3 separate regions of the Homo sapiens genome follow, and regions 1 and 2 are each linked to region 3. The links are chromatin loops, found by intact Hi-C in ENCODE. Cell type or tissue: heart right ventricle. All regions are shown on one strand.

Region 1 (2,500 bases), 900 kb after region 3:
TGATAATGAGTACCTATTTCTCCTTAAGTTTCTGTCAGTTTTCATTTTATGTATTTTGAGACTATGTTAGTATGTGCATATATAGGTTTAGAATTGTTATCCTATTACGTCATCAGTTTTACTTGATTCTAGATAATTTTATCACATCTGTGTTCTATTTTATGAATTCTCTTTTAAGCTCTTCCTAGTCTTTTGTTAACCCATTGATTAAGTGTTAAATTCCAGTTACCAGTTTGTTTTAAGACATTCCCAATGGTTTTTTAGAAAACCTACATGAAATTTTAAAATTATCTCTTGCTCTGTATTCAGACTTTCAGTCATCTCTTTTATTTCTTCAAATATGAAATTTTATAATCTCTGCCTAATAATTGCATGGGTGATGTTTTTGCAGGTCTGATTCTGCTGTCGTTTATGAATCCTGGTTTCTGCTGATGGTACATTGTTTCCTAGCGTACTTTGTGATTTTTGACAATTTATTGGTGTAGGGACCAGCCCCACAGGGTCGGTGGGTTTCTTCCCACCGTGTGTGGAGACGAGAGATTGTGGAAATAAAGACACGAGACAAAGAGATAAAAGAAAAGACAGCTGGGCCCAGGGGACCACTCCCACCAAGACGCGGAGACTGGTAGTGGCCCCGAATGTCTGGCTGCGCTATTATTTATTGGATACAAAGCAAAAGGGGCAGGGTAAATAGTGTGAGTCATCTCCAATGATAGGTAGGGTCACGTGGGTTACGTGTCCACTGGACAGGGGGCCCTCCCCTGCCTGGCAGCCGAGGCAGAGAGAGAGAGACAGCTTACGCCATTATTTCTGCATATCAGAGACTTTTAGTACTTTCACTAATTTTGCTACTGTTATCTAAAAGGCAGAGCCACGTGTACAGGATGGAACATGAAAGCAGACTAGGAGTGTGACCACTGAAGCACAGCATCACAGGGAGACGGTTAGGCCTCCGGATAACTGTGCGTGGGCCTGACTGATGTCAGGGCCTCCACAAGAGGTGGAGGAGTAGAGTCTTCTCTAAACTCCCCACAAGGAAAGGGAGACTCCCTTTCCCGGTCCGCTAAGTAGCAGGTGTTTTTCCTTGACACTGAGGCTACAACAGGCGTCTTCCCAGATCCTGGCGTTACCGCTAGACCCAGGAGCCCTCTGGTGGCCCTGTCCGGGCATAACAGAAGGCTCGCACTCTTGTCTTCTGGTCACTCCTCACTATGTCTCCTCAGCTCCTATCTCTGTATGGGCTGGCTTTTCCTAGGTTATGATTATAGAGCGAGGATTATTATAATATTGGAATAAAGAGTAATTGCTACAAACTAGTGATTAATGATATTCGTATATAATCATGTCTATGATCTAGATCTAGTATAACTCTTGTTGTTTTATATATTTTATTACACTGGAACAGCTCGTGCCCTCGGTCTCTTGCCTCGGCACCTGGATGGCTTGCCGCCCACATATTGGAACTTCATTGTGGAAGTTACTTTAGGCCTGACAGTGAAGGAGTTTCCTCTAGAGAGAGTTTCTGTTAACTTCTGATCTGTGTTCTTTTGTAAAGCATGTCTCTTGTAAACAGCATATAGTTGGTCTTCTCTGCCCTACAGTTTATTCTAATGTCCCTATGTCTCTAAATTGGAGTGTTTAGTACATTTGTATTAAATTTAAGCCTGTTCTATTAATAATTGGGCCTAGATCTATCCTAATTTTAAAATTTATCTTGTATTTTCTCACCTGTTCTTTAGTCAATCTCTTTATGGTTAAAGCATCAGGCAAGTATTTACAAATTATTTCATTTCCTCTTCTCTGTTAGCTTTCTGTATTCTTGTTGTAGGGGCTATCTGATTATGGTGCGCATTCTTGACTTACTAGATATCCTATTAAATTAGCGCTGTATACTCTGTGGGGCAGAGTTTGGGAGCAGCCTTGCTGGGTGGTTGTGGCACAGGTCTCCTGTGAAGATGGTTTTCAGAAGGCTTGATGTAGCAGGCTGGAGGATGCCATTCCAGGCTGGTTCATTCTGCCAGCTGATGGGCTCTGGTTGCATGCTGAGGGCAGGCTGAGTGTCCTCCTGACCTGGGGCTGGTGTCCGAGAGCAAATATCCATGAGGGAGCAGGATAGACACTGTAGTATCTTTTGTAGCTGAGTCTTGGAAGTCACCTACGGTCATTCTCACATATGGTGGTCACACCGGTCAGGCCAGGTCAGTGTGGGAGAGACCAGGAGTGAACACCAGGAGGTGGGTTCCTGGGGATCCCATTGTCTTTATGGTGTCGAGCTGAATCCATGAGCAGAGCCTCTCATTGGGTCAAGGCTTCTTCATGGTCTTCAGGAACCTCTTAGAGCTTTCTTCACAGAGATGTGGAATTTTTGAAAGTTTAATTCTAAGTATATTTAGCTCTTCATGTCCATGGGTTTCAAATCCATGAATTTGATCAACTACAGATAGAAAATATTTACCAAAAACAAAACAAAGCAAAACAGTAAAAAATAAGAACACAGCTG
Region 2 (2,500 bases), 350 kb after region 3:
AGGGGTTAAGAGCATGAGCTTTGGGGACAGGAGGTAGCCCTTGGTTTCATTTCCAACCAATCCTTATTACCTCTGTAATTATATACAAGTTCCTGAAGACCTCTCAGAACTTTTGTTTCTTCATCTGCAAAAGAAGGTCATTGTGATGATGTATTTTATGTAAAACACATAGCACAGAATATAACACATAGTAAGTCCTTAATAAATATTAAGCAAAAGAGGGAAAGATATTCTAACTTTATCCATAACTATCTCTGAATGTTTATAAACAGAGTCCCTAGGGAAATACAAGTGCTGCCTGAATATCTGTGTTTAAGTGTAAACCCATCTAAATAAAATCAATTAAACTGGAAGCAATATTTCATAAGGAAAAGACTAGAGGTTACAGCTCTTAGCCTGCCTGCTATTAACCATCTTTGGGATCTTACTTAATATAGGACTTCATCATCACGATGCAGTTTAAGAGACTGCTTCCTGAACTGTCTATTCCAGACTTATGCTGTGTCCTGGGGAGGTAAGAGGGCTTATACATTGCCCCTGCCCCAACTTCACTAGATCAAGATTTTTCTCACTGATGAAATGCATAGGTGGAAGGTGAGAAAGGTTTTACTAAGCTGATTTAAATTATTTTGATTTTAAAATTAAAATTATTGTGATTTTTATCATTTAATTATTTTGCCAGATGCATCTATTGGGTATTAATGTAATGAATCACAGTTAAAAGTTTTCCCAATTATCAAAAATAAATAAATAAATAAATAAATAAATAAATAAATAAATAAATAAAACAAAGAGCATTTGCAGTGAGAATGGGCTGCAGTAGGGTGAGCACTGATGGGAATTGAAGTCCACAAGCTGGCAGGTGGGGCCCTCGTCCCCGGGGCACATGGCATAGGGAAGCAGGAGAGGCGCCCAGGCCTTGTGGGCCTGAGGTTTATGTGACTGGGAGGGTGTTCCTGGGGAAGACACTACAAAATCACACAGAGTTGCAAGGGACCCTCTCACACTCTGCAGAGGCCCATGTGACACGGCAGGGACAGGAACTGCAAGCAGCTCCACTGCAGGAGCACCTGCCCCCCTTGTGGCCATGCAGGGCATACACAGCCCGGCCATGCAGCAGCTCCCAGCCACTCCTCACATGCCCACAGCAACTATCGCCTAAGGAAGAGACGTCTCCCGACCACAGTCACCAGGCCACACGCTCCCTCCAATGGCTCCCTTCCTTTCTGGGTCAAAGCCTGACACTCCCTGGCTCCTGCCCCCACCCCTGCCTCAACATCTGTGCCCAGCCCCACAGCTCCATCTGCTCCTTAAACCCCCGAGCTCCTTACCTGGACATCAATGTGGTGGGGAAGGCCAGCGAGGAGCCTTAGAGGACGTGACTTTTAAGCAGAATCCTTAAGAAAGAGTGGAACGTGGCCAGGTAGAAATCTGACGGAAGTGTCCAGCAAAGGCAGGCCCGAGTCCCAGGATCCCCGACGGTTAGGAGCTTGGTTGGCTGAGGACAGGTGTGGGCAGCTCCTGCTGAGGCAGGAGAGGTAGGCAGCGCCAGGCAGTCAGGGCCTATTAGGACGAGGACTCACCCAGCCTGAGGAGACTCTGAGGAAACGCGTGATGCAGACAGACTTAAAACTGTAAGAGGCCCCATGGCTGCTCTGGACAGGGAGGGTTGGCGGGACAAAGGCAGGTGGAGGCGCCACGGAGTCTGTTCATGGGGGTTCAGGAGAGAGTGATGAGGGTGGGCTGGCACCGAGGGGGCTCCTCCAAGGGAGGGTTATGAGAAATTCCCTTGGGGCCAAAGGGGATTGACATGTGGTCATGGGAAGGGCAGCCCGGAGACTCCCTCCTGAATAGTCACCAAGGTCCAGTTCCCTTGTGCATGGCGGAACCCAGGCCTGTGGGCGGCTCTTCCACCCCATGGGGTGGGGGCACAGGACAGGGAGGAAGCACTTTGGGGACCCCTCAGAGCCCCGGTTCAGCGAACCTCAGGAGCCCGCGCAACCCACAGCCCATTCTGGAAATGGTGGTATCCCACCCAGGGGCCCAGTGGGGAGGGGAGGTGGGCCAGGCTTTCCACTGTGCTCTCCTTGTCATCTGCAGCTGAGACTCCAGCCCAGCTCACTCCTGTGTCTTCTCGTCCTAATCTCTGACATGAGTACAGTAGGACTCACCCGACAGCAGGTGCTCTCAGATCCCTGCCCATTTCTGGCCAAAAGAGCCTTCAGGACAGCCCGGCAGTGCCAGGAATCGGGAAGCTCATGGGGACCGCAAGGTCTGGAGATGGGAGGGCAGGGGAATGTGTGTGTGTATGTGTGTCTGTGTGTCTGTGTACGTGTGTGTGTGTGTCTGTGTATGTATGTGTGTGCATATGTATGTGTATGTGTGTGTATATGTGTGTGTGTGTGTCCTTCCTGGAGCTTCTTAGTGTACCTGCAAATGCCTCCAAGAGCAACCCACGTGCCTGTCCTGGGCCTGTGGCCCTGATGCCCTTTCATCCATG
Region 3 (2,500 bases):
CGGGCTTCCCATGGCCCCCTGGCCCCAGGTTGCTCCCCGTGGTCCAGTGCACTACCTGCCTCACCCTGAGCTGGGGCCCCCTGGGCCTGCGGCATCTCCTCCCTCATTGCCAACAGCTCCTTACACACTCAGAGTGGCCTCCTTTTGTTCCTTTGTCCTGGTGATCGGGGAGAAGGCATTTAGACTCCCCCTACCCGCATGCCACAGGAGGAAGCTGGAGGCAGGCGTCTCGGAGGACGGGGGGACGTGGGTCTGGGGTCTGGGGCCTCAGTGCCGGACAGGGACAGCATGATGCAGGCTTCAGGCTTCAGCTGGGCCTCTGACAAGAGCCATGGGCCACAGGAGGAAGCACGTGGCGCCCTCCTGCACGTGAGCAGCTGGGAGGCTGCCCTTCCAGGCCTGTGGCTTAGGAGCCCGGAGCCTCCTGGAGCGCAGGGTCACATGTGTCTGAGCTTGAGGCCCCGACTTCAGAACCGAGGGGGCGCCGTCTGGATTGTGCGGTCGGTGAACTGCGGCTTCGGTTCTATCCTTTGTGGCCCTGCAGCCGCTTAATCCCCAGGTGTGTTCTGTTCTGCCTCATTCCCACAAGGTGTTGGGACCCAGCAGACACGGGTGCTGGCGATCACCACCGTGTCCATTTAGAGAGCTTTCCTGAGGCCCACAGTGTGCAGGCGGCAGCCATTGTGCGGGGACTGGGAGGGTTGTGGCCTCAGGCGGGGGCGGTAGCCAGCTCTTCCCTAGCACTACTTTGTGCGGGGACTGGGAGGGTCGTGGCCTCAGGCCGGGGCGGTAACCAGCTCTTCCCTAGCTGCTCCAGCACTTTATGTTTGTAAATTCATGGAGTCCTTGCGGCCACTGTGGGAATGGAGAGGGGTCATTATTTTCATTTCACAGCCGAGTGTCACATGGCCCAGATTGTCAGCCAGGACGTGGCCCAGCTGGGACTTGAACCCGGGAGGTCTGGCTCTGGGGCTGACTGTTAGTCTGCAGCCCTGTGTATTGCAGTGTAGACAGGAGGCTCAGCGCCTGCCCGGGCCAGGCAGCCACAGTCTGGAGACTGTGGCTGAGGGAGCCTCAGTGTTCTGTAGGGCACCTCGGGGCACCGGACATGCACGCACAGAACCAGGGCTGCAACCCCAGCACCGGCCTCTGTCGGTGGCAGCAACAGACATTTGGGCTGGGAGGCAGGCTTGGTGGTCAGCACCACACTCACAGGGGACCAGCTGTGCACCCACCTGGGCCCTCTGCAGCTTCAGGCTCCGATGGGGTGCCTGGGCCTGCTGCTGACGCCTCTGCTCTGCTCCCCGCAGCTTGCACGCGGACACCAGGTGGCGCTGTCGTCTATCAGCTATGTGGGCTGCTCCCTCTCCGTGCTCTGCCTGGTGGCCACGCTGGTCACCTTCGCCGTGCTGTCGTGAGTCCCCTTTTCTAATCCACCCAACAGTCTCTCGGCCCCTGCCTGCACCCAGATCTCAAGATGGAAGAGACACGGGAGAGGGGAGGGGCTGTGGAGGTAAGAGCACCAGGCTTAGCTGGAAAGGTCTGGAAAGGCCCCCAGCCCAGGCACAGGAATTCTGGTGGAACCCGAGCCAGGCAAAAGGGGATGGCCATGGGCCTGGGGACACCTCAGCCCTGTGCTCAGATATTCACTCTCGCTCCCACGTTCCTCAGCACAGGCGTGTGGTCGGCTTTGAGGGCCCGACTGTGCCCAAGAGAGATGAGAACATGCTTGGATGGGGGCTGGACAATAACCAAGTAAACAAAAGCGAGAACAAACATCTTCACTGTGATCACGCCACGAGGCAGCAGGGCAGAGAGCGAGGGGTGCAGCTAGGTCCCAGCAGTGGTCAGGAAGCTTACGCTGAGGGAGACATTTGGGCCGCCATGCGGGGACCTGGGAGAGGGTTTACTGCATGGGAACAGCTATGCAAAGGCCCCACAGCTGGAATAAGCTGGGGCTTTGAGAAGCAGGAACATGAGCTGGGAAAGAAAGGAACTCAGAGCAGAGCCATGGCCCAGGGTCAGACTGTGTAGGGCTGTGTGGGCATGGAAGGAGCTGGGGTCAGATCCAAGAGCAATAGGGAGCCATCGATGGTCCACAGCAGGGAGTGACAGCAACCCCTCTGGCTGCTCTTGGAGGAATGGATATAGGGACTTCGTGGGGCCAGGGAGCCCAGCCTGGGGGACTGGGTCGGCGCAGGGCCCAGGCCTCACACCCTGCCTCTGTCCTCAGCTCCGTGAGCACCATCCGGAACCAGCGCTACCACATCCACGCCAACCTGTCCTTCGCCGTGCTGGTGGCCCAGGTCCTGCTGCTCATTAGTTTCCGCCTCGAGCCGGGCACGGTGAGTGGGCGCAGCTCCGTGTTCCTGCGCTGTCCTTCCCTTGCCTCCTCGGATGTCACCGGGTGGCACCTTCTGCTAGCTTTTTCAACTCAAATTTCAGAACCCATCTCCCCAGACAACCAGGGCTGTGGTTTTCTCGGGGGAAGCAGAGATCG

The links. Hi-C counts contacts between places; a loop is a spot of excess contacts. Peaks named below come from ENCODE experiments on the same cell type or tissue, not always from the same donor. Only the 100,000 strongest peaks of a DNase experiment are listed, where the experiment ranks them.
Region 1: a loop joins it to region 3, with 4 times the contacts of the local background. A loop is called at or near these places in 19 of 110 quality-filtered maps.
Region 2: it touches region 3 in a loop (2.7-fold over the local background); 30 of 110 quality-filtered maps call a loop at or near these places.

What each region holds. Positions count from the first base shown.
Region 1 is chr12:132,000,569-132,003,068 of GRCh38, forward strand. All of the region lies in intron 12 of EP400 (E1A binding protein p400), which reads left to right. Among named protein-coding and RNA genes, the nearest start is that of SNORA49, 29 kb to the right of the region's middle. In heart right ventricle, CTCF peaks have their summits at 1,158 (motif pointing left) and 1,364; a DNase peak (open chromatin) is centred at 1,133.
Region 2 is chr12:131,453,815-131,456,314 of GRCh38, forward strand. It overlaps a transcript of LOC101929974 not described here. Among named protein-coding and RNA genes, the nearest start is that of LINC02370, 110 kb to the left of the region's middle. RefSeq lists an enhancer at 858-1,363 and a silencer at 940-989. In heart right ventricle, a CTCF peak has its summit at 1,076; no DNase peak of the experiment used is centred here; H3K27me3 peaks cover 1,655 bases.
Region 3 is chr12:131,103,521-131,106,020 of GRCh38, forward strand. It overlaps ADGRD1 (adhesion G protein-coupled receptor D1), which reads left to right. Exons shown (of 25, transcript NM_198827.5): 16 at 1,311-1,414; 17 at 2,234-2,345. Among named protein-coding and RNA genes, the nearest start is that of LINC01257, 60 kb to the right of the region's middle. RefSeq lists an enhancer at 1,515-1,584. In heart right ventricle, CTCF peaks have their summits at 1,321 (motif pointing right) and 1,528; a DNase peak (open chromatin) is centred at 1,331; H3K27ac peaks cover 1,167 bases.